Linked DNA regions of Mus musculus: region 1 is linked to region 2. The links are chromatin loops, found by intact Hi-C in ENCODE. Cell type or tissue: left cerebral cortex. All regions are shown on one strand. Each heading gives the region's core, and the rest is flanking DNA. Links, peaks and the distances in the headings are about the cores only.

The links. Hi-C counts contacts between places; a loop is a spot of excess contacts. Peaks named below come from ENCODE experiments on the same cell type or tissue, not always from the same donor. Only the 100,000 strongest peaks of a DNase experiment are listed, where the experiment ranks them.
Region 1: it touches region 2 in a loop (3-fold over the local background); 2 of 42 quality-filtered maps call a loop at or near these places.

What each region holds. Positions count from the first base shown.
Region 1 is chr17:11,023,031-11,039,275 of GRCm38, reverse strand. The region is part of intron 1 of Prkn (parkin RBR E3 ubiquitin protein ligase); the gene reads right to left. Among named protein-coding and RNA genes, the nearest start is that of Gm41526, 100 kb to the left of the region's middle. In left cerebral cortex, for the core only: a CTCF peak has its summit at 9,713 (motif pointing right); a DNase peak (open chromatin) is centred at 9,380.
Region 2 is chr17:10,832,675-10,848,919 of GRCm38, reverse strand. Pacrg (PARK2 co-regulated) reads left to right here and starts at 8,729. Exons shown (of 5, transcript NM_027032.2): 1 at 8,729-9,159. The coding sequence starts at 9,052. It overlaps Prkn (parkin RBR E3 ubiquitin protein ligase), which reads right to left and starts at 8,561. Exons shown (of 12, transcript NM_016694.4): 1 at 8,431-8,561. The coding sequence starts at 8,437. In left cerebral cortex, for the core only: CTCF peaks have their summits at 7,847 and 8,636; DNase peaks (open chromatin) are centred at 7,855, 8,634 and 9,100; H3K4me3 peaks cover 2,104 bases; H3K27ac peaks cover 1,494 bases.

The sequences.
Region 1 (16,245 bases), core at 4,981-12,980, 190 kb before region 2:
CAAAGAGCAGACAGGAAGGATGCTGACAACAGGAAGGACGCTGACAGGCTCTGGTTGGAGATGTCCTGGTGGGCAGATGTTGAGACTAAAGAGCAAGTACCCAGGAACCAAGTAAGGGAAAAGATGCTGGACACAGGACACACAGTGCAGTGGAACTGAGCTGTGGGATGCTCACACACGTGATACCATACATCTGGTGTTACAGATTTAGGGTGAAGAGGCGGAAACATACTGAGGTTTTCATCGTTTGTTTGTTTAAAGGTTTTTAAAATTGAACTTTTATACTATACAATTTGATCCGAGAATAATTCATTTCCTTTTCCCCTTTCTTTCTTTTCTTCTCTTTCTTTCTCTTTCTTTCTTTCTTTTTCTTCTTTCTTTCTTTCTTTCTTTCTTTGGTTTTTTTCTAAACAGGGTTTCTCTCTATAGCTCTGGCTGTCCTGGAACTTACTTTGTAGACCAGGCTGGCCTGGAACTCAGAAATCCGCCTGCCTCTGCCTCCCGAGTGCTGGGATTAAAGGCATGCACTCCCAGGATCCAATGACTGCTCTCTTAAAAGAGGATTTTCTTTCTTCTTAGATAGGGTTTAACTATGTGCACCACTCATGGGAGCTCATGGTGGAACATCACATCGGCTAATCCTCCCTTCTTTGGGGAATGGTCTGCTTTATGAAGAGTTTAAGAAGTCAGTCCTCCCAAGCAGCAAGCACCTCTGACTTGTCATGAGCTATCTGGCCTTTCCATGCTCTGCACTGCCCAGTCTCTCTTCAGCAATGAGCAAATGCAATGTTGACTTTGGCTCACTGGCTTGGCTGAAGAAGGCAGCCTAGCTACACAGTACTTAGCAAGAATTACTGAACATTGGTAAATACTTACAGAGCACACAAGCCTGAAAGTGACTGTGTACCTCTTTAGAGAAGTCTTAAGGATACAAATTGTATACAATTCTAGTATAAACCTTATTCTGAGACAAGAAAGGAAGCTTATACTTTCTGTGGCATGCTGTAGGTGTCCCCATGGACAGGAACATGCCCCTTACCACAGTCTCTCCTCTTCACTGACAGCATGTCTGCTGCTGATCCATGCCTCTTCCATCTTGGTCTCTCTCTTCTGTTCCTTTTCTCCTCCTAGCTTGTCTGGAATGACTAGACTGGACTTTTATACAGAAATTCTTATCTACCTCACTTTGGCTTTTGACCTGTTCTATTAGGCTCCTGTAATCAATAGGTCGACCCTTTCCCCTCTAGTTTCCTTATAAATGATGATTGCTTAATTGGGTAGTGGACAGACCTGTAATCACAGCACTTATGTGGGAAACTGAGACAGAAGGATGGCACATATAAGCCTAAGGTGAAGGGCATAGGGGGACTCTAGGGATAACAATAGTGGTGACAGCCCTGTCAGATGAACGGCCATGTTGCGTGCTGTTGGGTAACTCACGCCCACATATGTTGGGTGTGCACATATCTGTACATAAGAAAGTCATGGAACCTTTAATTAGGTCATCACACAGGGACAATTGAAGAATCTCAGGATTAACTCCAAATACATCTAGTTGCAAGGCTACCTCTGAACCCTAAGATGGGAAGGCTCTGAGGTAGTGCTGGCAGCCGGTGTTCAAAAGTCAGTGAAGAGGCCATTGTCATGCAGATACATTTGCTATACTGGGAGTGTTAACACAATAAATCTAGAATAGACACTGGACGAAAACTCAGTTTCAGCTTTCCCAGGTCTCCTTTAAGAGACAGTCTACCTCCTTGGGGTGTTTGCAATGTTGCCCTAAGGTGACTCAGCAAGACCTGCTCTTTTCTGTGTTAGTAGGCATCAGTATATCATAGTGAGTCTCTGGCACCAACAGAAGCAGATATGTATTAATTGTCCTTGCTAATAGGGACATGGTGGGCAGTCACAAAATAAAACTGCACAACATATTCAGGAGCGTGAGAGCTTGCGTGGGTGTTCAGCGTCACCATCTGCTTCCTGGAGAAGGCAAGTTGGGCAACTGCCTTGCAGATCTCATTTCACCTGTCCTTGTAACAGAGGATAAAATGTGGAGACCCCAGCACCCATTGGAGTCTCTATCATCACCATTTCTCACTATAGACCACAATTTTCTCCTCTTTCATACCTTAGCTGTGGCCTTGTCTTGCCCCCAGACGCCACCCAAAGTGAGCTTGCAGCTTCCAGACCATGGTTATACTCTCATCATAATGATTATTTTAAGCTGTACCTTCTCTAGAGGAGTAATCCCACCCCCTTCTCACTCCCTACAAAGATGCTGAGTTGTGGAAGCTCTTTCTACATTGTCCCCTTTTGTAAGTCCTCCTATGTCCCTCAGAGTTACCTGGCCATACAAAGGCCCCACATCATACTTCCATCGGCTGCTGCTAAGGGCTCTGGTCATTGCAGTGCAGAATCCTAGGGGGTTGAGCTTGTTGTTTTTAAGCTGTTAGCAATTCTACCCCTACTACCCACCACCATCTCCCCATGAGAGCCATAACACATACTGCTTCAATCTTATGGAAAACTGCAGTGATTTTCCTAGAGAGGGAACCCTGACCCCTAACTGAGCATTGGCCCTCTGCCCTGAATATTGCCTGTTTTGGAAGAGTAAGAATTATTGATGATGAAAGTGATTGCAATATAAAGGTCAAAGATGAGATTTCCAATGTTGCTAGAGTATGACATTCTGCTTAAAGGTAGATGCCAAGGAGAATATTAAGCACACAGAACCTATATATGTGTTAGCATCCTAGTTAGCTATACCAATCTGACACATCCTAGGGTCAACTGAGGGGGATGCCTCGAATGAGTAACCACCTCGATCAGATAGGCCTACACACGTGTCTGTAGAGGACTATCTTTATTATTAAATAATAAAGGAGGAGGGACCAGCACATTGTGTGAAGCTCCATCCCTAGTCAGATGGTCCTGGCCTGTATTAACAAAACCAACTAATCGTGAGGCCTGGAGGAAATGAATCAGAGAGTGAGCCTGCAAATAATGTCTTTCTATGGTTCCTGTCTTCCTGTTCCTACCTTGGTTTCCTGCCCTGAATTCCCTCATTGATGGATTTTGACCTAGAATCCTAGGCCAAATAAACCCTTTCATTCTATACGTTGCTTTGGGTCATGGAGAAACAAGAGAAGGAAACTAGAAAAAATAAAAAATAAAAACACATTAAAGACTTTGGAATGAGCCTGGCAACGCATAGAGATGGAAGAGAGGTGCTTGAACATTAGAGACTTCAGTAATCCCTGGAAAGCTGAGACAGAGAAGAGGAATATAACACCCCCATGAAATGAGTTGCAGTAAGGTAAAACTGATTCACGAGCGAGTGGAGTCTGCTTATTAAAGAGTAAACAGTACATGTTCACAGGATACCTCTGTGCGCCATAGATTAATAAAACCAAGGATCAGACGCCCAATAATGACCCGGGGAAGACAGAGCTACTGCAGAAAGCCCACCTCACAGCAGATGCTGCTCCTGAGCACCTGGGGACCAGCACCCCTCTCTGGATAAGCTTCCCTGCCTCCAGCGCATCAGAAGAATCAGAAGATAAATGATCCCACTAGGCGCTAAGAAAGGATCACGCTGCATCCATTACACTCTGAGCGAGGTGGCATGGAGGGATACAATCCATTTAAAATGATTTCATTCCACCAGAATTAAAAATGAAAGTTCTGACTTAAAGGATTAGGCAGGTAGCTACAAGGCGAAGGGAAGCTTTTGAAAACAATCAATCCCTTATTGATCTACCCAGTTTCAGATTTACATAATGACTGGGGTACCAAAGTATAATAGACCACAAACTATTGGCTATAAAATCCTAATGCCTAAAGAGAGCTAGCCGTAAGTCCCTTTATACACACACATATTATCTATTGGTTATGACATGGGTTTCTGATATATTTGAAAATTTCTGCTAATATTAGTTCACCTCCTAGACTTTATCATTGATTTCTTTTTTTAAAAAGAGGATTTTTTTGTTGCTTTGCTTTTGACCTGTAAGTCTTCTCAGGTGTCTCAGACTTTAGGTAATAGATGCTCTCTCCTTACAGTGTGTGTTTCTCATTAACATCCTCGATCCCTGAACTTGGCACCTCCCTGGATGCAAAGGGAACATCCCTCACTACTGTGCACCATTAGAGCTAGCAGCATTTTTCAAAGAATAGACACAGCAGCCCTAGCAACACTTTACTTCCTAGACCATTTACCTCAAACCACTGACTGAACTGGTTTTTTTTTAATGAGATCATGATAAGGCAATAGCAGAAGAATATCTTATAAAGCAAAAAACTGAGAATTACACACTATCACAGCATATCTGACACACTATCACAGCATATCTGACAGAATGCGGTGTCGTTATTCCTCGGAGCCTTTGGGTTTCTGACCTTGGTCAGAGAGGACTGAGACAATGTTTGCACCTGGCTGAGAACAGCACAGCTCAGGGAGAAGTAGGCCTCGGCTGTGGAGCCTCATGGCTTCCTTCTACCTTCTTTTCCGGTTTCTTCCTTGGGGCTTCCGTTATGAACACATTTCATCTGAAAGGTACAAAACCGGGGCAACACTCAGCACTCCGGGTAACTCACTTCCCTCCCTCGGGTGGTGGAATCACTGTGGTAACTGTTCTGGTGAGAACCAGCTTAGGATCAAAAGGTCATGCAATTTAACTCCATCATCTCCATGGTTTCTCTAAAGCCTTATTTTAGTTTAAAAATATATATAAAAGAAGGAATATACTCTCTATGCAGCTATAACTCTTACTTAGAGACAGATTACACTGCCATTATACTGTAAATTCTTCCACCAAAAGGATTTTTGTGATTTCAAGATGTTTGCAAACACCAGGGAGTGTCCAGGATCTGTCACTCTGTCCATTCAAACTGCAGTATTGCTCCAGTTTGTAGGAAAAGCTGGAAATGGAGAGAGTCTCAAATTCAAATATCACATTCCAAGTATTTCTTAGGGCGACAGCAGGCAGTGTTTTTATTTAGAGCATTAAATCTCAGCGAGGTATAATTGTTGATTTTAGAATGTATTTTTAAAACAGGTTAGCACACTGTCTTCCTTTCAATTATTTTTGAAAAGCACTAAAGTAATACATGAGATATTGCTGGATTTTAACTGCTGCTCAGCATAACTAATGACTTATAAAATAGCTAATTATTTCCTTTGAGGTCAGAAGTAGACTTCAATGTTAGAGCAGAAAACCAAAATAAATGTGATCTGCTTTTCTCAAAATAGTACATTAACACTTGGCTCCCACCTGCACACTGGTATTTTATCTTCCTCTCCGGAACCACTAACTCAATCTGATGCAACAGCAGGCACTAGGATACCACCTAGGGCTTCATGCAGCAAGGATTGAGCTACTTTGTACCAAGCTATTGTCCCTTTGTCTTAAGAGCCACAACTGTTCATTAATTTGAGCTGACTACCCGTTGAAGCCACCTGTTCAACCCCAGCCACTTCTTGGTCAGTCCATGTGGGGTGTGAGCAACCAGGAGTGATGGATCTGTGAGGGTTAAGAACCACATTCACCAACTGACACAGATAGAATCCTCCCCACTGTGTCTGCAGTCTGGCTTAAGAACCATACAGAGAGCTTCAGGCTTGCTAGAAAACCCTGTGGAACCATAATCTTTGCATAATCACACATGGAAAGCATGCTTTGATTTGAATGCATTTTAGAGGCTATTAAATGGAATTCATGGAGGTCTCTGACATAGTAACATCTAATGTTATAAAAGAGAAGTTTGGTTCAGTCTTTTATTTTTCTTAAATTATTCTATGGATGTTTTCTGGGGGTGGATACATTTTTTTAAAAAATTGGAGTACCTCCTTCCTCCTCATGCCCAATACCTCCCTGACTCCTCTCCAGGGATGTCTTGATTACCTACTGCTGCAATAAATAATCAACAAAAGCAAACTAAGGAACATCAGTCTTATTTTAGCTCACAGTTGGATGTTGCAGTCCATCATTGTAGCAAAGTCACAGAGACGGCTGATTACATTGTAACCAGCTATATTCTATTCCAGAAGAGAAGCAGACAATGATGAATGCTTCCCACAGTCACCTTTTTGTCCAGTGCAAGGTCCATCCTAGAAAACAGTGCCACTGCCTGGGGGTCTTCTTACCTCAGTAAACTTAATTGAAATAATTCTTTATCATGTCTGCCCAAGACCCACTCCTAGGTGATTCTGGATCTCAAGTTGAAAATTGAAATAAACCATCACAAAAAGTAAGCACTAGAAACACCTTGGTGTTCGTCTTTCCATACTATTCTAACACTGCATTATTTTTAACACACATACACACATACATATGATATATATATATATATATATATATATATATATTTCTTTTCAAGAAAAAATTGTATCATACAAAAAGCTCTATGTTGATGTTGTACTCAATACACTACAGCATTCTTTCCAACAAAGGACCTATAATTCCACCTCATTACTTCGCACTGTTTGTGTGTTGGGGTGCATGCGGGTGCACTTGTGAACCACAGCATATTTGAGCATCTCTGATGACAGCTTTAGGGGGTTGGTTACTTCCTTCCACCCTTTTGAGGCAGTGTCCCTTGTTGTTTCATGTGGCTGGCCCAAGGCTACATGAAACATGCAGGCTTTCCTGGCGGTGCTTTAATCCACTCAGACACCTCACCAGCCACCGTATCCCCTACTTCTTTGGCACCTTCACATACTTTCAGGGTTGGTAAATATAGCCATTGATTTATTGTGTGTGCTAAGGGTTGGGTCCAGGACCTCAGGCATGCTAGGCAAACATTCTGCCACTGAGCCACACTTCAGTCTCTGAATTTTTGTTATGTATTATCAAAATGGATTACTTAGTATCCAAATGTTTATGCTATATGTTCATACAAACAAGAAATAGTATTTTAAGAACCTAGTTACATGTTAATAATGTAATAAAGAAAGTACTATAAAATGTGATTTCATGTAATGGATAGGGGGTGAGCTCTAAACCAATGAATGTATTAAACGGTGACACTACTACTCAGTCCTTCAGCGAGGCAACAATTCAGGTTTTCAAAACCCAACAATACATGACGTCTATTTTTTTTTTTAAATCTCCAGCCGATAATGGTGTATTCCATGAGTTAGATGGAGAAGGGTAATGGAATAGTTGTTCAAACAGGGTTTGTATACATTTCCATTGCTTCATGCGGGCTGACAAGATAGTCCATGATATAAAGGAGAAGAGGAAGAGGAGGGCAGGAGCGGAAAGCAGTGATTTAAACTGTTCTCCTAGAAAGTTTAACTATTCTTTTATTGCTATTATTTATTAATTACCAATTCATACCTTGATCCTTGAGGGCAAAGACCTGGTAGGTGCTTTCTTGAAGCAGCAGAGTTACCCCTTCCTGTCTGTGGTGCACCGTTTCTAGAATCTTTGTGAATATCAAGCTGTATTGATAGTTTAAAAAATCCTTAAATAAAAAGTAGTATTGCATATAGACTATGCAATCCTCCCATATACTATAAGTCATTTCTACATTACTCATAATGCACAATACCACATAAAATGCTACATAAATCGATGAAATATTGTATTCTTCAGAGGTGGTGCCAAGAGAAACGGATCTGCTTACACTGACAGCAGAGCAAAGCACGCCCCGCCTTTACACTGTGCAGGCCAGCAACAACACAGCTTTCTTCCCAAAGCTGCACATGACCAGCTGTGCTCCCTCTGTGCCCCAGCATGTCCCCTCACCTGAAGTAGAGACCAGTCCTGGAACAGTGGCCTTTTTAGATTCTCCACCACTGCTTTCAAGATTCTTTTTTACACTAATTATTTTCACTGTTAGGAAAACAACTGTATTACAAATGGGGAAACAACAATACATTAAAAGCTACCCAAGAATTTCTGGGGAAAAATTCCAACCTAATGAGCTTGAATTCTTAGAATCAGTGGTTTCTACGTGTGAATTTCATGCACAGGGAAATTAGAAGGGTAGTGAACGATTGAACATGGACTCAGTAATCATTTATTCTAATGAAAACAATTTTTAAAAATCACCTCCTAACATAGCAAGGTCCTGTGTTCTGTCCCTAGGGACACTCTACCCCACACAGCCAAACCACATGGAAAAAACTATTTAATAAAGGAATGGCTGGCTTGGAGTTCCCAAAACCTGATTTTACCAGTCAGTGTTCCGTGACATAACGCAGATGCTGTATATACCCCTTAAGTCCCCTCAGTTTCAGCCAAGTGTTTAAGAATCTCACAAACACTTAGAAACTATTGGTTTACAGAGCTCACTTGTTCTAACAATACCCAGGCTTCCAAAAATTTAGCCATCTCAGCAATCAAAATTCTGTGAGTATAGAGAATTCAGGCACTTTTACCTATTTCCACTCAGTTTTTTCCTTCTTTGCCTTATTAAGTCAATGAGGCTCTCTAGACATGCATATTTTATATCAAATTCAGGAAACAGCCATATCCCACAAGCTTATGTGGAATTTCTATTTCTACCCAGATTTGTCCCTTAAAAATGAAATCACTGGAAAGCAGCACACGCACACTGGTAAAGCAAAGCCGTCTCACTCCTGGGCTGCCCTTGCCCACTAAGCCTTGGAGCTGCAGGTCAGAAAAAGCCCCGGGGCTCAGACTCAGCATCATGGCCCCTTTCCTCCCTGCTACAAATATGTACTCAAAAGCAGCCTGATCTAGTAGGCAACAGACCGCAGACTGTGCTGCCCAATGGTCTGTGTAAATGTGACTTTTTCGCTTAGCTCTCCGAAACTGTTAACACCACCAATACTGAGATGACTGAATGAGCAAAGTCATACAGGGTGCCAGAAAAGAAGTGGGGACATAGGAAGCTCTCACTTCTCCCCTTTCAGTTTCCCAGGCATGAAGAAGCCCCTGAGTGGGCATTGCGAGGCCCTGCTGCCTGCTCTTTACATCCCAGTGGAAGAGTAAGATATTATATAAGATGGAACTGCACTGCAGTTCTGAAAAGCGATTGGGGGGCAGGAGAGGTGAGAGGAGGGAGAGGTGCAGCTGGACTCCCTGGAGTCTGTGAGATCCATGGTGCCATTGAGAAGGAAGCCCAGAGACTGGGGCGCTGTGAAGGGCTAACAAGGAAGCACTGGAGGAAACGGAGAGGATTTCAGTGACAGAGAACTCACCTTTCCTTCCTTCCTGTCTCTTCCTTCCTTCCTCTTCTTTTCTCCCTCTACTTTAAAATGCCAACCATTCCAAATAAGGTAATAGGAAAGAGGCATACTAGTCTATGTTTAGGTACCTTCCTTAAACAAAGTATGAACTCCCTCCAACACACAGATCCATTTCATCTCTGTGAAGCAATTAATGGTTTCATTTAAAGCATTGCGTCCTATGATTTTTCTGCTGGCTCACCTCCAAGCAGTGCAGGAAGAGCTGAGGTAGCATACATTTAGTTCATCTCACAGGAGAATATTCTAAAGTGCATCAAGCAAAAATTAGGAAACGATTCAGTATGGAATATTAAAATTCGATACTTTTTAATTAAGAAAGATAGAAAGATACGTCCTCCAAAAAATTGGTGAGTTTGGATCACATCAATCTGTAATCCACATTTGATGAATTGGTTTTTGTTTTCTTCTTAAAGAATTAGAAAAAATATTTTATGCGTATGGTTATTGTGCCTGCAAGCACGACTCTGCACCACATGTGTGCGGTGTCTGCAGAGGCCAGAAGAGGGCATCAGATCCCTGGGGACTGGAGCTACAGATGCTTGTGAGCCACCATGTGGCTGAGAATCAAACCAGGGACTTTTAGAACAGTGTGGTCTAAAATGTTCAGCAGTTTCTCCAACCTCAAATTGATCTTTGAGTCTGGAATTTTAGGTGAATCCATATTTTTGCCTGACATTGCATACTTACTTGCAAAAGTCTACCTTTCACAGTTTCTATCCCAGTTTCAAAGCCACCAATGGGACATCCTGCCTCTGCCTTCCCCACCCAGCAATTCATAGGAAACTGATTCCAACATCTCTCAGTCGTCACAGATCCTGACCAAGGAGCCCATTACACAGACTCTGGCTGCTTCTGCTTCTCTATCCACAATGCCACTTTGCTCTCCACCCCAGGCTTGCCGTGCCTTGCTACCCGTTCCAGTCTTATAGCAATGAAGAACTACATTTCTATCTTAAACTGTCATTTTCAAAGCAATAAAATGCTGGTATGAAAAGAGATGCAAATAGTTTATGGCTCTGAACTAATTTAATATTATTCCTCTATTAATAAAATAGGATTAGCTTTGTCATATTACATAGTCTTTCTTGGCTTCCTAGAAAGTGTCAAAGCCTCACTCTGACCCTGGAGAAACGTGAAAGGTTCTCATAAAGCATAAGACAGCTTAGGGGTGGCTTCTGTGCCTGCGTATTACCTCAGTAATGGAGCCACAAAGAAAAAAGAAGTTTTGCTTTCATTTCTGAATATTATATTTAGTAAAGTATTTGACAATTGTTTACTTCTATGCCGCGTGCTAGCTTCGCGGGAGACTCGGGCACTTGACTAAGTATTATAACTTTAGACTTGTTTGATGTGCTGCAGATCATGACTATAGTCACGACTTCCCACCAATCAATGATATCTACTAACAAGTATATTAACTAAAGTGGTAACCATCGTTGCCACACTCAGCATATATTAGTTTAGATTTTTCTATTTATATATTAAAAAACACCTGACTTCTTTTTTTAAAACAAGGATAATTTTGAGAATTACTTGGTATTTCTATTAATTTCCTACTAATAGATGACACTCCACAGGAAGTTTACCTGAGTTTATTTTTCAAAGACACAGTTACAATTGTGTTTTGTGAATGGGCAGTTACCTCTCAGAACACTCTTGTACCAGGAACTACAAATGGAAGAATGGATGGGAAAAGCTTTTAGAGCCCTAGTCAGGCCTGAGTGCTGCCCTCCTGCTGAGCAGGTCACAAAGGATCCTGCTGAGGACCCATTTGGGTTGGTGCAGGGTATAAACAACAATTTTTTCAGCACTAAGGAATTTCAAAAACAAAATAAAGGAATACTTTGATGGCTATGTTTTCTTGGTGGCCAGCATCAGACAGAGATGGGGAATAAGAGGGTGCCTATATCCAAGGCACCTCATGACCTTTACTCTACTGCCACAGAGGCAATAACCAAGGGAGACAACAGCGCAGCATCCCAGAGCCAAGGCTGATTCTTCTTCTCCTACTCCCCATTGGTAGGATATAAATATAGATAGATATAGATATATCTGGATCTCCCTGTAGCTGCCTCTGTCTTTCTGTCTATGTCTGTCTGTCTCTCTGTATCTGTCTCTGTTTCTCGCTGCCTCTATATCTCTGTCTTTCTGTCTCTCTGTCTCTCTATGTATCTGTCTCTCTGTCTGTGTGTCTCTGTCTCTGTTTCTCTCTGTGTATCTTTCTGTCCCTCTGTCTGTGTGTCTCTGTCTCTTTGTATCTCTCTATGTCTTAGTGCCTTTCTCTGTCTCTTTCTGTCTCTGACCTTTCTGTCTCTGTCTGTCTCTTCCTAAGAAATCCAGGTTGATCCAAACTTCTTGACTCACTGCTTCCATGCCCATTCTTCATGAGTGCTGGAATCAATATCACAGTTTTAAGTGAAATCTAGTATGGGGCCCAAGGTCTCACTGATAAGTTAGGAGGGTAAAGGTATGACCTTGGGTTTCTTGAACTTGGAGAAACTTGTCTTCCAGTTAAGAATAATTTGTATATGTATTCTCTTGACCCAGTGTCTGGTCTAGCCTAGGAGTTCAGGCATAATCTTGTTAAAGTAATGAAAACAAAACATCTCAACCAAAAATTAATCTGGGGATCTGATATAGCTATTGGATTTGGGTGGCTACCCTACTCAGTGGCAATTTAGCATAAAGGTTTGAGTGGAATTTAGGAAAATGTGAGTTTGAATTTTGTCTACATTGCAATAATCACGTGGCCTCTTTCAACTTTATTTTACTGACAGGACAAACTGGGTTGAGAAAGCAGTACTTCATAAATGTCTGGTTACAGTGAAGTGAGATTATGTATGAGAAATGCTTAGCCCAGTTCTTCCTCCTGCCTATGGAGGGCAGAGGGAGGCTGTTCTTAGTACAGAACAACACTAGGCCCCATAGAAAGGGGGAAATAACCAGGACCCCCAATTTGCATTTCCTCCGACTCCCTTCCAGATTCGGACATATTCTGGACACTTCATATTAAAAGGAGTCTCTACTATTGACTTATCTTTTCTGATAAAGAAAGTACAATATACATCCTAGTTACTTTGGGCTTTAGCAAGGCCAGAATTTATGTGTATTTTCTTTCTTTAATTCAAAATGTTAAATAAATCAAAAATATTGAAATAGATACAAATTAAGAAACTTTCAGAAATATATCCTTATTTGGTTTGAGCTCTTGAAAAAAGAATCAAGGTCTCAACTATTATGGATTAAGATGATAAATTATAGGGAATTCTGCTGGTGGAGATGTAAATTTATACTTTCTTGCATGAGTAACTTCTACATTCCTTGTAATGGATTTTACATAATAGGAGCATGTATTTTGTGGCAATAATAGCCCCACTCAAGCAGTTGGTTATACAGTTAACTCTTTATCATTGTCAGGGCTAAGATAAAATTTGATTTAATTCTTACACAGAAATTAAAAAAAAAAAGTCCTTCTTATCCCAAACCCAAAATATATAAGATTTAGATTTATTTTCAAGAAATGTATTCAACAGATAATACATGAAATAATTGCCTCAAATTCCATCTTTTCCCATGCCCTCCCCAGAGAAAGTCCAATGTACGGAGCTGTAAATTCTGGCTCCACTCCATGATTTTAGACATGCCATTGTCCGTCTGATGATTTTAGATATGCCATTGTTCCTCTGATAATTTTAGACATGCCATTGTTCGTCTGAACCATTCTTTGGTCTTTTGAAACATAAAACTAGTGATGCATATCTTTTATAACGATCAGGAAGATGATATTTGATTTACCTAAAAAATAAGTTTTAGCAAACCATGCAGTACATCAGATGCAATTGATAAATTACAGCGATGTGTGTGTGCACGCTCTGAGACTATGAACCTATTTCCCTTGTCATTCCTCTAAACCTGCAGTTCCATGTCAACTAAGCCCAACCTATCTGGCTTTTCTTGGTGGAAACAAAATCATTGTAGGCTGAAGGTGCTGATAATTTCTGTGGTGCTGGGGTCAAACTCAAAGCCTCAAGGCCATGCTCTGCCACTGAGCTACACCTCCAGCTTAGCAGACACTTTCTTCTGCAATCCTCTTTTAGACAGAATCCAATAGGAAACACAAGTATGTATCTTAGCTTCCATGTAACAGAAGAGTTTTAGAATGGCTTATTGATGTTGTAATGACCTATTTGGATAAGTGCCAAATTATTCTCGCTTTCCTTTGCTCCTCTGCAAACTAGATCTCAGTCACTTGGTGTGGTGCGACCATTGACCATGCTCTCTCTGTGCCCGTGTGACATACTGTTACTACCGTGCATTGTAAAAAATGAGTCTTAATTTGGCCATATCAAAAAGAAAAATGTTATTTCACATAACTAAGTTTAAAAAAAATTAAAGGACTAAAACTACATAAAGTTTTAGGCTTTAAATGTACAAAACAAACCAACAAACAAAAAATGTATTCTCCCAAGCTTTTGATTGACAAAGTATGAGGCCAGAAATAAATCCCATGCCTTTGTGTTAATAAATTATCTATATGATTTTCACAAACGAACTGTGTTTTTACACACTGCCACACTAGAATGTCCTTTGCAGTTCCATTAATACAGAGGTGCACTTAGGACCATGTTCTAGAGAGGCTCATTTTCTGAAGCTGAGGCATGCTGTAGTCTGTCTGCTACACCCTCAGCTAAGCACTGCAATCTTTGATCTTCTCTGACTTAACTGAGTTGCAAGCCTCTACTTCTTCCAAGCCACAGAAATGCCACAAGCAGAAAAACACCCTCCAATACATACAGTCTTACATTTTTAAGCAAAGCAAACATGTAACATTGTTTCCATGGATAAGGCCCCTCCTTCAGTTCTATGTACTTCCTCCTCTGACTCCACAGTAGCGTTTGTTCCCAGTCTCCCCAGCTCTGGCTAACTATCCTCATGCCCAGATCCTTGAGGGAGAACTCTAGCTTGTGCTTCCTATGTAGTGCATAGCAGGTTGATGTTGACTTTGCCTGACCACTTCTTCCACCAGAATTGTTCCAGCTCAGTTCACGAAAATGACTGTTCTTAAAGAATATCCTTGAAATAATTGTCAAGAAGCTTTTCATAAATGCATGAAAGCATGATGGGAATGGTGGGTGATATGAATATAGAAAATAAGTTATTTTTGAAAACAAAAAACAAAAAGAAAGGAAGAAAGAAAGAAAGGAAGGAAGGAAGGAAGGAAGGAAGAAAGAAAGAAAGAAAGAAAGAAAGAAAGAAAGAAAGAAAGAAAGAAAGAAAGAAAGACAAGAAGTTATACCACTTTGCTAATGACAATGAGGTGTGCAGAGGCCAGCCTGCTGGTCCGATTGGTCACCTTTACCTGTCTTGCCTGTTCAGGACCCAGAGCACTATCACCACCTTGTATACATATGACTCACAACAAGGATGCTTATCCAGTTCTTCATTCATTTGTTAAATTAATGTTTTAATTGTTTCAACAGCATATATGTATCTCAGCCAAAGAAAGAATTAATTTGAACACACCCAGCTTTAAAATATGTCAGCAGCTCCCCACTGCTGCTGGGACTGAGTCCAAGTCTCCTGAGTAAGTTTCTTCCTCTGCCTGCTCCTTCTTTCTGAGCCCTGTTCTGCCTTGCTCTCCTGCTTCCATTGGGTACTCCTGCCGTACCGTTAATTGTCCTTCACACTTCTGTGGAGTTTGCTTTCCCTGAAAAGAACATCTTTGCTTTCCCCTCCTGCCTGCCTCCTAGATGTTCTTATACTTATCTGAGGCAGGTCTGTCCCTGCTCTTCCCTATCATGCAGTCGCCGTCACATGCTAAAGTCACCCTTCCTCCTGTGGGTGCCACAGTGACAGTCCTGTGCTCACTGTCATCTCCACACTTAGCACTAAGCTGTGATGGCAGTATGATATTATATTCATGACTTGAACCGAGGGAATACCTGGCCAACTACAGACTTGGCAATCATGCAGACTGATTTCAGAATAAGAATGGAGTCTGGGACAACCAGAATACAGAGAAAAGACAATTCGTACAACAAAGACAAACCAGGCTCAGGTCAAGGATGAAAACGTCTGATGTTTTTGAGTTGTTTCCACATTAATATTGGTGGTGTCCAGAATGCCCAGCAGCCTGTGGCTACCTGGCACTTTCTGAAAGTGATGAACTTCCAAGGAGTCTCTAGCTGAGGGGAACTGTTGGCAACTTAAAAGATCATTCATTTGCTCCAGGAGACATCCTCTATATTAATTTAGATTACTGATGACAGGTCTCTGATAAAATGTATGAATGTATCATCTTTTCTAAAAGATTTTAATCAAAATAAATCCTTACCAAAATTTTCCCTTGACAATATATCTACAAATAGTACCTGAATTAATAAGGAGAAAATGGTTTGCTTTCTAGTTGAAGATGTTATCCTGTGCTGGGTCTTAGCTATGGCAATTCTGGAGCACAGCCAGTAGGTCTTGGTCTAGCATTTACAGAACTGGGCAGGTTTCCATTATTGCCCTGGCCTCTCACTCCTTCGCCCTGGGTATAAAATCAGTTCTCCATGAGGCAGGTCTCACTCTCAAGTGCTGCTGACGTCATAGGTCATTCATAGTTCCAGATGATGGAAGCAATGTGGGATCTCAAAGACTGGCTGACCTTTCATTTAATATGAAATTCTAGTAATTTCATTCATCGAGACTCAATTAGTAAAGAGTCTGTTTTCTCAAAATGGTGTTATGTCCAAACACGCAAACAAAAGGTACATTTACCAGCAGTTTCTTTCTTAGTTAAAAGCAATATGCAATTGAAATACCACCGGTGTAATAATTTCAATGTATCAAAATACTGAACTTAAAAGTACGGCAAAACTAGGCTTCTTTGGATATGTTAATATTACTTCCAAAGAAGTCTTTATTGATTTACTTAGTAAAATGATTTAAAAAACTTATGGTTGACCTGGTGAAGTCTGTGCTAACAGGCTGAGTTCATGAAGTTTAATAGGAAAATACTAACATCACTTCCAAAATAGCTT
Region 2 (16,245 bases), core at 3,977-11,976:
CTCTAGTTGATGTCTACTTTATTTTTCTACCTGTTCAGAAGCCCACTGGGCTTAGAAATCAATAGCATCTCAGCTGGATCCACAACTGACCACATATGAACATGGCATATCCAGAAAGAACAACGTCCTCTGTTTTTCTCTGTTGCAGTGCAGCCTCTGTGCCTGTCACACAGTCTAAATAAGCAGTGGACATTCAGTTTTTTATTTTGCCAAAAAAAAAGGAACCTTTTTCTTTTCACAAATGAAATTCTGCATCTATTTTAAAACTATATCCCCCACTGTCTTTAGACTTTCTTCTAAAATTATTAATGAAAATTGGAATATAGTTTAGACAATACTCTTTCCTAAAACCAAAATGCATACTGACATTTGTAGGGGCAGTTCTGATACTAAGGTCCTTTTCCCCAATTGGTTCTTGATCTGTCACTAAAGAAGCCATGGGCAAATTGTTGGCCAGAAGGGATAATTGGGACTTCTGAGTCCTGGAGGCAAAAGAGAGACTCAAGTAGAGAAGAGTTCATGGTGCATCTAAGGGAGAAAAGGTGACAAGTCTTATGAGATCTCAGGAAGAGCCAGGCCACTCCTATAGGCAGGCAGTTGAGAATGTAATTGAGCAACTAAAGTTTAGAACAGGCAGGAGATAGTAGTACCCAACAATTGTGCCAAGAAGGCAAGTTGAAAATGAACAACTCTGTATGTGTCTTTTAACTATGGATTCAAGGGAAACTGGGTAGGGGCTGGTAGCATGGCCCATTCTGGAGCTTAGTAAAAGCTACACATAACAGACATACTTTAAAACTGAAGCAAATTAAGCTACAACATCGTTCTCCTCAACTTTACTAAAGTTTACTTTAAAATTTGTGTAGTTTTCAACAAGTAGATTAGTTAGTATTTACAACAGGAAAGACAATGTTATTCTATTACAGAAAATCATAAAGTGTCTAATATTCACAGTGAACTCAGTCAAAAAGCAAAACATACAGGAAATGCCTATTTGCTCCTATTCTGCCTGGTGATCTGTTGTTATGTAAAGTATACATATCTGTTGTTCTGTGAGAAGATAGCAAAGCTTCCCTTTCTCTATAGGATATAAATATGCAACCTGGTTCATCAAATTACAGAGCTCTAACTCAGTATTTCAGTCCAGGAGAGTATCCACATGTTCTATTGCTACCTGGGAAAACTGCCCTGAAAATAAATACATAGTACAGCTATGGTGCATTTTTGTTTTATTCTGAGAGTGTGTGCATGTGCGTGTGTGTATGCATGTGTGTACACATGCACTTGCAGTGTATGTACAGCTGCATGGAGAACATCACCAACTGTACTGCTGGATTTGCTCTGTCTTATCTCCTTGAAATTGGGTTCTCATTGAACCTTGGACTAAACTAACAACCAGCATGTACCAATGATCCTCTTCCCTTCAACACATGGCAACCACATACTAATGTGATCGCACACATTGGGCCCTGCCTGAATTTTTACATGGAAGCTAGGATCTGAACTCAGACAGTGAGTATGCACAGCAAGTACTCACAGCTGCTGGGACACCTCACCAAGCCTCTTATTCTTAATGGTCTTTCATAATGTTGCTATTTGGTGATTCTAAATTTTATATGATGAAAAATAAAAGTCTAAAAATTCTTACAGCTCCAAAATAATAATTTGGGAATATACTTCCTGATACTTCTTACATAGAAATGAAATATTACTATGTATTTTTCAGTTATAGCAACTAAGCTCTTATGTGGCAGGATTTTCCCTGTCCAATTACATTAAAATATTAGTGCAGCCGGAGGCCTGATATTGGACAGAGAAAGGGAGGTGGAACAAAGAGTTGCAGGGACAGAGAGCAACTCAGAGGAGGAGAGAAGCCAAGATGGAGGTGGACAGATAGGTAATTATGAATTCATATAGGGATAAAATAATTGGGATAATTGTCTGATCTAGGTGGGCAGCTTATATCATTATCAATTGGCTCTGAAATTATTGTGTGGGCATCTTGTGAACTGAGAATTTATTGATACATAAATCTGACTAGTTAATTATAAGCTTCTAGAGTCTTATATCTACTGGGTTGTTGGGTGTTATGGCGGCTGATCATTGTGTGGTGCTGGTGTGGCAGTGATCCATGAAGGGAACTTGGGAGCTCAGGCCCCCCTGGAGAGTTGGTGGGCAGAGGGTAGCTGAATGGAGTGTGGGAACTTGGCAGTTCTTTTTTAATATTTCCTGCAACACGCTTATGCTAAAACCTTTTAAATAAATCTTTTAAATGATTAAGAATTCACACACAGTTATCAATCCTGAATCACTAATATTTATCATCCTATCATTTCTTAAAGACAAAAAAATCATTACCTCCTCCAAAACCTAATATTAAAAGGCACCACTATCCCTTCTCTGATCAATCTAACTTGCATACTTTCAACTCAGTCAGTTATAAAATGCTTAAACTGACAGAGAAGCTAGAAATATTCCTAATAAACGATTATGCAAATAAGTATGACAATGAGTTGACCCAACAGAAAAGGTTCCTGAAAGTTAGACTTCAGGAAACTGTTCCCCCACATCTAAACAAAATAAAGCTCATGGCATGATGCCTGTGCTGCACAGTTTCTATCAACTAAAGTTCTATAAGCTAAAGTTATCTGAGAGGATGGAACTTCAATTAAAAAAAAAAGTCCCCGTTAAGATTAGGTTGCTTTTGCTTTTGCTTTTCTTCCTCTCTCTCTCTCTCTCTCTCTCTCTCTCTCTCTCTCTCTCTCTCTCTCTCTCTTTGTATAAAGGATGCTTATTTGGGAAGGGAGGGGAATGAGTGAGGACCTGGAGAAGGAGTAGAGGCAGACAGATGAGAGCAGAATCATGAGGGGAGGGAGATGGGACAGCGAACAAAAAGAATAGAAGGAGGGATAAAGAGAAGCTGGCTGGTAGGTAGCACTTGTGAACAGAGAGAGGAAAAGAGCAGGAACTGAGGTGCTGAGCAGAGGTAGGTAATGGCAGCACATGATGTAGTAAGCCATTGCTAGGTCTCTGGGAAGAACCTAGCAGAATTGCCTATAAGCTAACATTTCACCCTTCTTGTTTTAATTAAAAATGAGGAACTAGGAAGGGGTGATGGTGGGGCAGGAGTGAGGTCTTCAGACTATTTCCTGATGACTTTGGGGCATTGTCTTTGAGGACCCTAAAAAAAATTGGGATGCTGGTAGAGCATTTCCTTAATTAGTGATTGATGGAGGGCCCAGCTGATTGTGGATGCCATCTCTGAGCTGGTGTGCTCCTGGGTTCCATAAGAAAGCAGGTCGAGCAAGCCATGGGGAGCAGACCAATGAACAACACCCTCCACAGCCTCTGCATCAGCTCCTACCTCCAGGTTCCTATCCTAATTTCATTCAATTATGAACACTGCTGTGGAAGTGTAAGCCAAATAAACCTTTTCCTCCCAAGTTGCTTTGGTCATGGTATTTTATGGCAGCAATATTAACCCTAAGACAATGCCCATAAACCATATATATATGCCTATATACATATATGTATGTATATATATATATATAGGCATATAAAGACAACCATATTTACCTGTTGTCAAACTCCAGTAGCCCACAACTGACAATCAGTTTGTTTGGTGGTTCTCTGAATTCAAGATGATGGGGAAAAAAATGTCTGACAGAAAGTCTTCAATGGTGTAAGATATGACAGATACCTTCTACAATACATCCAAAAAAAAAAAAAAAAAAGACAAATGAAGAAAGTTTGACAAGAAAGAAGATATCTCAATAAAAGAAGAAATCCCTTTGCCTACATATCAGGCCATTTATCAATTTATAAATGAACACGAGTGGGCACTGGATGACATTAGACCTTCATTCTCTCTGTAGCATATATAAAGATTAAATGTAAACTAAGTACAATGCAGAACACCATTCATATGTGATAGGATGAATACATAAAGACTACATGCTGCTTCTCTAAGGGAGAGGGTAAACTCTGTACCACAAACACATCTTATCAGCACAAGGAAATCACAACTCATGGGGATAAACGGTCTCCTATTTCTGTGTCCTACAGAATAATACACACACACACACAGGGAGGGAGGGAGGGAGGGAGAGGGAGAGGGAGAGGGAGAGGGAGAGAGAGAGAGAGAGAGAGAGAGCATTCCTGTCCAGCCTAACATGCTACCTTATAAGAACTGATATTGAAATGATCACTGTTAACTAAAACATCCATTCAAGAAAGAAAGATGCCATTGAGTGTGGGGAGATGAAGAGATTGGATTAGCCGTGTAGAATCCTAGATGACCAGGAAAAGCAGTACTATGGGAAACAGCATTGCTAACTGCATTCCTTCTAACCAAAATTCTCCTTTAGAAGACGAAGTAAATAAGCCAGGGGCTGTGGGTGGGGAGGCTGAAATATAAATCAGCTAGCTGTCAGATATCTCAGTCTTTAATATAATAAATGTTGGGAAGGAAACCACTCGGACTACTACAAAGAAAAATTTTAAATGAGCTCATTAAATGTAAATTAAAACAGAAACATTGAATAAGCACTGGGCTACAATTAAAGGCTGAAGAAACAGCAGGTAAGAAACAATTTTCATTGATCAAAGAACTGAAAGCTAACAGAATAAAGTATTTTGCATTGAACCTGGTTCATGAATATTAAACATCTTGAAATAAAGAGAACTTTTCCTTCCTTCCTTCCTTCCTTCCTTTCTCTTTCTCTTTCTCTTTCTCTTTCTCTTTCTCTTTCTCTTTCTCTTTCTCTTTCTCTTTCTCTTTCTCTTTCTCTTTCTCTTTCTCTTTTTCTTTCTTTCTTTCTTTCTTTCTTTCTTTCTTCCTTCCTTCCTTCCTTCCTTCCTTCCTTCCTTCCTTCCTTCCTTCCTTCCTCGAGAGGGGAGGGTTCAAAGAAGGTTTAGAGGTAGGGATGGATTTGCATATCTTACCAAGTACTTTCAATGTATCATTTTCAAGCCATGGAGCTTTGGATTTTAAAAAATGCAGACTTCAGAAAAACCTTTAGAAATAGGACTAACATTTGTAAAGGCATAAAGTTTTTTCAGAGGCTTTGGACCCAAAAGAGACCTGAATAAAATTATATAAATTCTTCTATACAAATGTTTTGGAGAACCCATTTTGTGACACAAGGGCACCTCAGAGCAGACAGTATCAAGACGTAGAGTTGCTTTCACCTAAAGTCATTGAAGCACAAGTAGCAGTACAGAGTACATTCAACTACACCTACACAGTCCAAGACTTAAAATTCCCTGCACACCAGTTTAAAACAAAGCTCGACTTTGGGCCAAGAGTCAGTATTGATGAAATAGTTACAATGACCAAGCATTTTTTTCTGCTTATTCCATCCTTGTATCCTTGGCACCTCTTGATAGCACCAGACACATAATGTATGCTCAGCCCTGGGATTTGCTTTTGTAAAACTCAATCAGTATAAAATGAATGACTCATCCTAAAACTCCTTTCAAATTAAAATACTCTACCCTTTATCAATAGAGAAGACAATTTAGAAAGAAGACACTTTCTGGCAAGTGATAATAAATGTATGCTAACACTGAGAGAGAGGCCAGGACTCCAAGTCACCAGCACGCCTATGCTATGACTACTGAAAATGTATTTAAAAGGCAGGGTACTTTCCTAACCAATAAATCTGATAAAATTGAAGAATAGGCAGGAATTAATGTGATTTTTTAAATATGCAAACAGTTAAATTCTCGAAGTGATTTTAAACAAGATATAGGAAATAATATTTTAATCAATTAAAAAAAAACAATACTTTTGAATGGAGCCCAAGGTCTTCTGCACCTTAGAATACTTCACTGAGCTACAGTTCTATTTTAAATATCTTCTGTAACATGGGGTTTTAATTTAAGAACTTTCTTTTTCAATTGTATGGGTACTCGTGTGCTTTAATAGCTGATATTATCAAATGCCTAAATGTATAGTACATTTAGAACAATTCTCAATTGTCACTACTAAAAATCAATTTTAAACACAAAGAAGTGCTCATTTTTTTTAAATTTAAAAAAAGTTTTAAAATAGGTGCTCAAAATTATGTTTTTCTCAGTTAAATTTTCTTATTATGAATCCCTTCTCCATGCCTCACAAAGGCAGACTTTTCATTAACTTCAATAAAATTATGGTTTAACTCTCTCTAGGTCAAGGCATTTAGCATGTCAATCATAATCCAAATGGGAGATGTAAGTACTTTTGAAGCCATCTCCATGACAAGAAGGAAACCCTCTACTTTGAAACAACAAAAGGAAAATTATTTTATGGGCAATAAAGTATTAGTCTCCTTTCCTCTTATTTGGCCAGGAAGCCAATCCAGAGGATTCTTCTCAGAGCAAGGACTTCACTGACAGAGTGCAGTATTTCCTTCACTAGGAGAGTACTGCAGGGGGAGAGAGCTCAAGTACAGAAGGCCTCAGCTCTCAGTAGTGCTATGCAGAGGAAGACACTGCTCAGTCCCTGGAGCTATTTGTGTGTCCTTTGCTCTGTAGCAGATCTCTGTGCAGTTCCTGTCGGCCCTTGTTTCCTGTTCAAGGATTAGTCATAAAAATGCAGAACTATTCCTCCCAAAGCTTCCTCCGGATTGGGTTCCCTCTCACCTGCTTTAGGTGCTGTCACCACACCCAAGCCTCCAACCTGGCAATTCAGAACTTCATGAAAATGCGGCCACCAATAATATTAGGCAATACAACTAGTTAAACAAAACAATGTAACATTGTTTGTGTAGGGTTTTTGTTTTTGAATGGAAGTTCCTTTTCATGGGGCAGGGGACAAGGATACAATCATTTGTGTTAAAACGCACACTTATTCACCCTGTAAAAAGAGTAGCCAAAGAAAGAAGAGTTTTAAATCTGTCTTCTATTTCCCTGGTTTTTATTACTAATTAATTTAATTGTAACATTCAAATGGCACAGTTCTTATTAAGAGGGCTCCAGGTAAATCTAAATAAAGCTGGCTAAATTGTGTTCCATCCTAAAGTTATTAATATAATAATTTATGAGACTTTAAAAATAGTTTTAAGTTTTAGGTCTTAATTTCCTATATTTATATAGCCTTAGGGGACATTTGCTTATCAAAATCATCCATGAACTAGTTTAAGTTGAAAGAAACTAAACGTGTGTAATTGTTTTCAAAATATGAGGTATTTCTCTCTTGTAAAATCTGTATTTTTTTTCCTAATCTGTCCCACTTGGTTCGCACTAATCAGTTCAGATTTGGGTTTACAAACGACTCTTAAGTAAATGTCACTTAAAAGCTTAGTGCCATTCATAAAAATGTATACTTTTTTTCTTAATTTAACAAGTTTCCAATTCATTCATCCAAAATACACACTGCCCTATGGAGGGAAGAAGCAGCTAGACACCATGAGCGTGCACCTCTGCTTCCAGGAGCATCTTAGCTGCCTAGCATGACTCTCAAGAGGAAGAGAGGAGGGCTGCACACTTGTAACATTACTTTTATGAGTTAAAACAGACTCGGCTACTTTCACCGTGTAACGCATTTACTTCATAAATGCACCTCTCATCCATCTTCTAGACACATCTCAAATAGACCGACTTCAGATGTGCTTAGTGCGATACCTGTCAGGCATATATCACAAACAAGTTCACTACATCTTCAGAACATCACTTGGATGGGGGCGGCGAGTCTACAGTAACGAAACCTCCAAACGGGAATGTGCGCTAAATTATGCATTTATTTCTACTTATCCCGGAGGAGAACCCAAAACGTGGCTTCACATATAACATCTCTGTCAGGGAGGTCCTTTCCAATCTGCCTACTTCACACTGCTTAGAACAACCCTAGTGGCCACTTCCAAAGCTGCACTGGTCAAACTGCACCCAGTCACAAACTGTAGTGGGGGAAAAAGCCATCTTTGCAGTTATCTACTCGGCTAGTCTTTCGTCTCAGATCTCCGAGGACACATTTAAAAAGACAGAACTGAGGTGCGATCTCCACGAGGCAGATGCTTTCCTGAGATTTTCTTTAAGTCCTAGGGTGTGTGAACTCGCCCTGAAGTGAAGGACAGCTTGACCGAAACAGACCTGGGCTGGTCACCCCGTGGAGCGGCAGGGCGAGCCCCGCCGTCGGGGGTCGCAGTGGAGCACGCGGGTGTCCGTGGGGATACAGTCTTCAGCGAGCTAACCTTGGCTAAGGCAGGTTGGAAACTCATACCTAATGCTCTAGCACACACCGGACCAGGCTATGGGCGGGGGGGGGGGGGGGGGCGGGCCGAGGAAGCCCACAGAGCGGACGGAGCGCGGCACGCACGCCTCCGCCGTGACACTGACAGGTGGCTCGGGTCGGCCCCCGAGGATCCCACTCGGACCCGTGGGGTGTGACGTGGTGCCACACACGGACGCGGGGCGGCGCGGAGAGATTGTACCTGGCAGGCACCCACGTACCTATCATGGTCACCGGGCGGGTGGTGGCTGCGGGTCGAGAAGGACCTACGCGGGCACTGGCGCCCGCCCGAGCCTCCCACCAGCGTTTCTGTCAGGTTTAGTCATCCAGGCCTCCTCCCCCTTCCCCTCGCGAGCCAGGCGGGCGCAGTGCGCACGCGCAACCACCCGCCCCTAGCGCGAAGCCTGCTGGGAGGCGTAGTTTTAACCCGTAAGATTCGCCTCCGGCAGCTGCAACTGTCTTCGCTGGTAACCTTTTCCGGAAACGCTCGTCACGGAGGGGCGGGACTAGCGTCTCCTAATGTTGACTAATCGCTTAGCAACCGGGAGGCTTACACCTTTGGAAGCTCTTAGAGACTCTAGCCTCGGATCCCAGCCCTCTTCCCGCCCCTCTCCTCCCCTAAACTCCCTCCACCTTGGTGCTGCCAAACATCTGGATCTCCCTGGGCAGCACGAGGGGTTGAATTTCTACCACTAGAGCCTTTTAGAGTGTTTTCCCGACCCCCTGCTCACTTCTGTAAAAGCCACTGGTTTTTCTTCCACACCTCTGATAAGAACAAGACGTTTTCTAGGAAGAATGTGGTAGAAAAAGAGACCCTGACCTTAAACAAATGCCCAGACAAGATGCCGAAGAGGACTAAACTGCTGCCACAACAGACGTTCCAGGTGCACCAGCCTCGTTCCCTGGTTTCTGAGGGCTTCACAGTCAAAGCCATGATGAAAAACTCAGTCGTAAGTGATCTTCCTCGATTGAACGCACTTGCTCCGAATCAGGGGACATGTGGTTGTAGAGGATGACAAGCCCTGGGTCCTGGTACTGTTTACCAGAACTGGCAATGACTCGGTCAGTAGCAGACTCTGCCCGACAGTGTGCAGAGATGTAGGCTAGGTGGTTAAAGAACCTTTGGGGCAGGCGATGTACTGAGTTAGCGTATAAGCACCTTCTTGAGCAAGTGTGCTTTCTCCACTACCCCAAATTACACTTAAGCTGTTTCACTGGTAAGGGGGAAAAAAATCCTTATCTTTATTGTAAACTTAGTCCACTCAGTACAAGACCTTCTGGAGTGAATGCTCTTAGAAGTCATAGGCTTTCAAAATTTAACACGAACCAGTATGAGACACATAAACTCATCAGTAATATATACTAATTTATCTCATCTGGGACATTTTAGAATGCCTTAGCATTTACTCAGCAACATTCTGACAAAAAAAAAGGTATTAACCTGTTAAAGTATTCAAAAATTACTTATGTGAAGACTGGTTCCTGATAGGCCTTTTAAATACATTTTAAACAATATAAGCTCTATTTCAAGTGTCTCTAATAATACAAGCCCTATTTCATTTTTATGAGTTGTGATAATACAAATAAAATATTCTTAACACGAATAGGGGAAAATATTCAAAGGCACACAAACGGTTTAGCTATATGCCTAATACTGCTTTTCAATCTTCTTGTTTATTAAATACCATATGATTTGGTATGCTAAACCATGTTTGTCTACTGAGTGGGCACCTGTTTAGGAGTGTGAGAGATTTAATACTAAATGTAGTTTTCAATTTTGTACAATTTACACCCTGAGAGGATCTTATTATACAGCAATTCAATATATTAGCTTAATAGTGTTCTTCGTTGTCCCACTATATTTCTACTTATATATTGCAAATCTTATACATACCACTTAGAGGACACAAATGAAGTAGATTACCTGTAGACTTCCAGCTTGGATTCCTATGTTGCTATTGTATATTGGTTGATCTATAGTAGTTATAGAGTGTAAAAGCAAACTGCAGAGTTACAGGAAACAGAAAAGGTGCATCTCTATTCAGTCCTTAACAGTTCACCACCTGTGAGTTCTCGGATGTACTTTTTGTCACATTATAAAGTATCTCTCTCCCTCTGAAAGTCTACTTCTCTTCAGAGCGTATATACCAACATTCATCTTTTAAATTGCAACCAAGTGTCCCAAAAGCCAACTCCAAACTACTTCTCAGGAGTTTCAGCCACCTTCCCTTCCCTCTGTAAGACTCCATTTCAGTGGGCAATGTCTTTTCAATGTCCTTCCAAGAAAAACACATGGAATCTATCCTAGGAAGTATGGAAATTGTTTATGAAATGATGATAAATGTAAACATTTATTATTTGTGAACTAATTTCTTAAAAATCCAGGGACAAGTAGTCCTAAGCAATGAGTGGTTGTTACATCAGCATGAACTTTTGGTTTGGTCTCAGTAAAAGTGAGCAACCACAAAAGTCGTCAATCAGAGAATATTTAAACTCATATTGATACAGTGTTTTCCATTAAAAGTTGAAAGGAGTTGTATAATTTGAGATTTGCAGATTGTTTACCTTCTTAGAGTATGATGAAAAAGTCCATGACCAAAAACCAGTTAATGAGTATTCATTCCCTCTGTCAGCAAAAAACCTTTATGGCTTATACAAACCTCATCAAAAAGCAAGATAGGTCAGGCATTGTGAAGCATGCCACAACTTCATGCTCAGAAGGTAGAGCCTCCTTGAAGATATCCTGGGCTACACAAGAACAAAGGAAACTACCCTCCATATGAAGGCCCTGACTCAAAGACACACACACACAGACACACACACAGACACACACACACAGACACACACACAGACACACACACACACACACACACACACACACACACACACACACACACACACAGCAAGTTAGAATATGGATCCAAGGCTGTGGAGATCTCACTTGTAGGCCCTGATTCCAGGCCCTTCAGAAAACAGGCTAAGAAAGCTGTAGAGTTTCAAAAAGACACAATCTCCAAGATAGACATTACCTGCCAAAACGGCACAGTGATGAGGACGTTGCTTACTTCGCTGAGCCCCAGAAACTCCTCTCACGCTGCTGCTTTAGTCCATGTCTAAGCTTAGGTTTGAAGGCATAATTAGTTGAAAGAGAGGCTGAGATGGGCTGTAACTGATAGCTCTGTGACTAGCTCAAACTTGCAATCTTTTATTACTGTGATAGCAGGGTGATGGGACAATGGGGATCATTAGAGGTCCTGAGCTGAAGCTGGTGCATTATGGTGAAGAAAAGCATAAAGACAAGTAAAAGATTCAGGATGCAAATGGTTAAGCATCGGTGGCTAGGACGGCAAACACTCCTTCAGTGCGGTGCAAGTAGTGAAGATGGTGGATTTGGATGGGGGCCCTCATCACCCCCACACCTCAGGAATGTAAGGTCTCCCAAGCTGTTCTCTACCTGTCAATCATCAGTACAGCTAGACCAAACTTTCCAGGACAAAGTTTCTCTGTTTACACAATGTGAATATTTGGGAGCTATGAAAACAAAACAAAAAACCACATTCCACAGAGCCAGCCACAATTCTTAGATAATTTCATGCATTTATACAACATATCTTGATCATATTCAACCCAAATCCTGCCTCCCTCTCTCCCTAAATCCTGCCCCTCCTACCTTCATGTCCTCCTGTTTTGTTTTTCATAACCCACTGAGTTTATTAGTGCTGCCTGCATGTGTCCCTGTCATCCACCTGAGCATGGTGACTTGTCAGGTGCCACATACCAGAAAGAAAATGGACTCCTCCCAGCTTCCTGCTGCCATCAGTTCTCCATGGCTCTTCAGCTAGGGGTGAAGCCTTATGAGCCCCTTTCTCATCCACATTGGCACATTAACTGCCTTGATCTTGATTAGGCATGCCCCAGGCATTCATAAGTGCAATGGCCATATCACGTCCAGAGGACAGCATGCCTCTACGTCCTCCGGCTCATACATTCTTTCTGATCCCTTTACTCAGTGTCCCCTGAGCTCTGGCGGGAGCCTGGTGTGAGGCTGGGTGTCAATGTTCCATTTTCAACACTAATTGTTGTTCTCTTCATGGCCTAGACCAGCAAGCTTCTATAATCTAATCCTATTTGATACTTTTTAAATTCATAAACAACCCCCGCTCTTAGGTACTTTAGCTAACTGAAACCCAAGAGATGGAGTGGTTCTTTAGAGTTTTGGCTGATGCTGTTCCTTTACTGACTGCCCATCCTTTTACATAACCTCCATCTACAGCATCACACTGTCACCAGATAACAAACATCCACTGATCAGTGGGTATGCACAGTCCCAGTACTCCTTTAAGGGCCAGGGACAGAACAGTCAGTAAAAGCAGACAGGCTGTGAAGCAACTCACACATTTATGGTTAGCATAACAACTGCTGTTTTAAGGACCTTCCTTAGACCCGCTCCTCCCCCATCCTAAGTTATGCCTCGTTCACCGTTTAATTATTTACATTACACTTATTTCTGCTTGTATTTTAAACCCTTGTATAAGTTCTGTGGGAAAACAGAATCTATTAACTCACCTTCAAATTTTACCACAGGCAAGTAATGTATTTGATAACTAATGAAGAAAAGCAACTTTGTTTTCTTCACCTTGTCATTAAAATGGATTTTGTCTCTAGAATTTTTTTTTAACATTTGAACAATTAGGAGCCCCCCAAATTGCTTTAAAACACAAGTCCAGCCATGTTGGTCCATACCTTCAGTGCTCAGAAACTCACTGCACTGAAAAAAAGCTCAAGTTGTAGCCTCCTGTGAGGCCCTCTAAGAGGTGGCTCCTGCTGCTTTTCACATCTGTGTTCACATACGTGCACATTTAATTCTATGGATCCTATCACCATCTGCACTTCCCCACTTACTTGCCCAAGTGCCACCATTATAGCTCTCTTGCTGGTTCTGATACACTGGTGGCATGTCTGCCTTGGTGACTGTTTCCTTCCGGTTCCTTCGTGTACAACATACAAACCACCTTCTCAAGATGTCTCCACTTTTTGTTAAAAAGTTGACTTTGTAGTAAGCTATTTTCTGACTAAAAATCTTAACTACACAATCATTCCATCCGACCCTGTTCCCTAACCCTTGCAGGCCCACCCACTCGTGCTCTCTGAGGTAATAACTGTGCTTAAAGCTGTGCTTCCCCAATTACAGACTCAGCCTCTGGAGGCCTAGGAATGTTATTGTTTCACACGTTGCTCCTTCTTCACCTGAGGAAAAATCCCTGCCCCATAGCGTGGGCTGTGTTTCCTTCCTTTCCTTTCCTTTCCTTTCCTTTCCTTTCCTTTCCTTTCCTTTCCTTTCCTTTCCTTTCCTTTCTTCTTTTCTTTTCTTTTCTTTTCTTTTCTTTTTCTTCTTCTTTATTCATTATCTTTAGCCAAATGACATAATGACTATTTCATTTTATAATTTATTAATCATCTTTAAGCTAGAATTTTCAAGAAAATTACAACATTGCATAGGTATTAAGACCACAAATGAATATATATGTATATATATATGTGCCCTATGAATATTTTATTGGCTTATGGTAAAAGTTGTATATGTACACTATAAAATATGAACATGGTTTGATTTAGAAAAGCTTTCTCTTAAGATTATGAAAAAGATTTTAGTCCCTATACTTCCTGTAATTTTAGTGTTCAAAATAGTTTGTTATTGTTTTTGGTTTTGTTTTGTTTTTTAATCTTAAATCATTTGGTTTAGAAAATAAGGTGGAAATTCTGTGTTGGTTTCCTAAATGACCAGAGTTGTACTTTATCCTTGATAAACTTCATGTTATCTACAAATGTGGGCTTATTGAATTTGGGATTCGCATATACTGTAAATGATGTATCAGGACTGTGAGTTTAACTCTGGCATGTGCCTAATCACTTGTTATCACATATGAAGGCTTTACTATACTCTAAGTCATTTTACATCCATTGGCTTTTCTAGCCAATCCTATATTTTAAAAAAAATTAGGACAGATAATTTATTCCCAAAGAAATATGAATCTCTGATTATTTTATATTTATTAAATGACAAAAAAGAATGCAAATTTCTATATTATCTTTTTTTGTTCTGCTCCTGGGAATTTTTTTTCAGGTATCAACTGTCCCACATGTATAGATAATATAGGTGCTCTAAGTGACTCACTGGTGACCATTAAGCCATCACACTGGGCACCCAGCTCTCAGATCAGCAGGATCAGCAGGGGAAGCACAAACTGGACTCTGTGGGCTATGACATTTTAAAAATACATGTTAAAATTTTAGCGAACATGAAGTTGGAAGGAAGTTTGCAGGTTGGTAGTGGAGACAAGAAGATTTAGTGAGATGTGTGTGTGTGTGTGTAAATATGATTGAAATACATTGTCTGCATGTCTGAAATTCCCAAAGAATGAACAAAAACATTATATTAAAAAAATAAGTACCAACATTGCAAAATCCTTATCTGTTCCTTTCTAGTCACCCCTCAGACACACTCTCCCTGTTTGCTGCTGTTTTCATACCTGGTTTTATACTTGCATATACTATGTAATTGTTTTGTATCTGCTACTTCCATCAAAATTGTGTTTCTGAGATTCAGCTCCAATGTTGCATACAATTATAGTTGTAAATTAATTGTGCTGATTAACTTTAATAAATGTTAGTTTGACATAACCTGGAGTCACCCGAATAAAGCCTTAATGAGAAGCCATTAAGGGGACGCCATTTCCTAGGCCAGGCCTTGAACAGCAAAGTGAAGTAAGCTAGCTTTTACACAGGTGGCAAGCCACAAAGGGCTGGTCAGTCTCTGCTGCTGCTGCTGTCTGTGGGTGTGATGACAAGCGGCTCGGTGTCCTGAAAATGGTGGACTGTCACCTGGAATTGCGATCTAAAATAAACACCCCCTTCTGGTCAAGGCATCTTAGCCTGGCAACGGAAACGAAGCTCACACACAGCTCCATGTTTATTCCTGGATAGCAGGTTTGTGTATGAATGTAGTACAGTTTATTTAACCACTTCCTTCTATCTGAGTATTTGTGACTTCCGATTTAAGATTGTCGCATGTAGCACTCTGAGGAAATTTTAATCTTTTTTTTTTTTTTCTTCTCTGTGAGGCTCCACTCCTTGTCTTCTTTGTGTTGGCAGTTAAAAATCTCAGCACTTCTCAAAGTTATTCATCATACATACTTGGAAAAAGTTAGAAACAGCTGAGGCTGTGGTTTTCCTGTTGTAAGAAGACATTTTCCTAACAAATATTCTTACATTTATGTTCAACAAGTTACTTCTTTTAGGTCAAATACTTCCATTGATTTTCATACATTATATTTTAACCATACTCTTATACATTTAGCTGTAGAAGTACACATATACAAAATAGTGGAATGGAGATGTATATGGCTTCTGTATCTAAAATATAAACATCTTTATCATTTCCTCATTTGAGACATAGTCTCACTCTGTATGTAGCTTTGGCTGGCCTAAAACCTGTTATATAGTCCAGGCTGGCCTCAAACGCAGAGATCTATCTTTCTCTGCCTTCCAAGCACTTGTGTTAAAGGCATGTACCACTATACCTAGTACTTTATAAACACTAAATAAAAGCAAATAAGATCTTCCTTACTAACAGAGACATGGCTTCATTTTATATCTTCTCTGTCTATTACCATAGCTTGGAGCCTAAATTTTATATATATTCTCAAGTGTGTATAAGGAATATATATGCATAATCATGAACTCATGAGCTGGGTAGTTTGATGATTGATAAAATATAGATAGATAGATAGATAGATAGATAGATAGATAGATAGATAGATAGATAGATAGATGACAGATAAATGGATGGATAGGTAGATAATTGAAATTTAGCAATCATTCTTTAGCTTGTGTTGTCACCTGAAGTCTTTGTTTTGTTTTTAATGTTTCTATTTTTTATGTGTATGGTTGTTTTGTATCTACTTACGCCTATGCAATGTGTACATGTCTGGTACCCTCAGAGTCTAGAAGAGGAGATCAGATCCCCTGTAACTGGA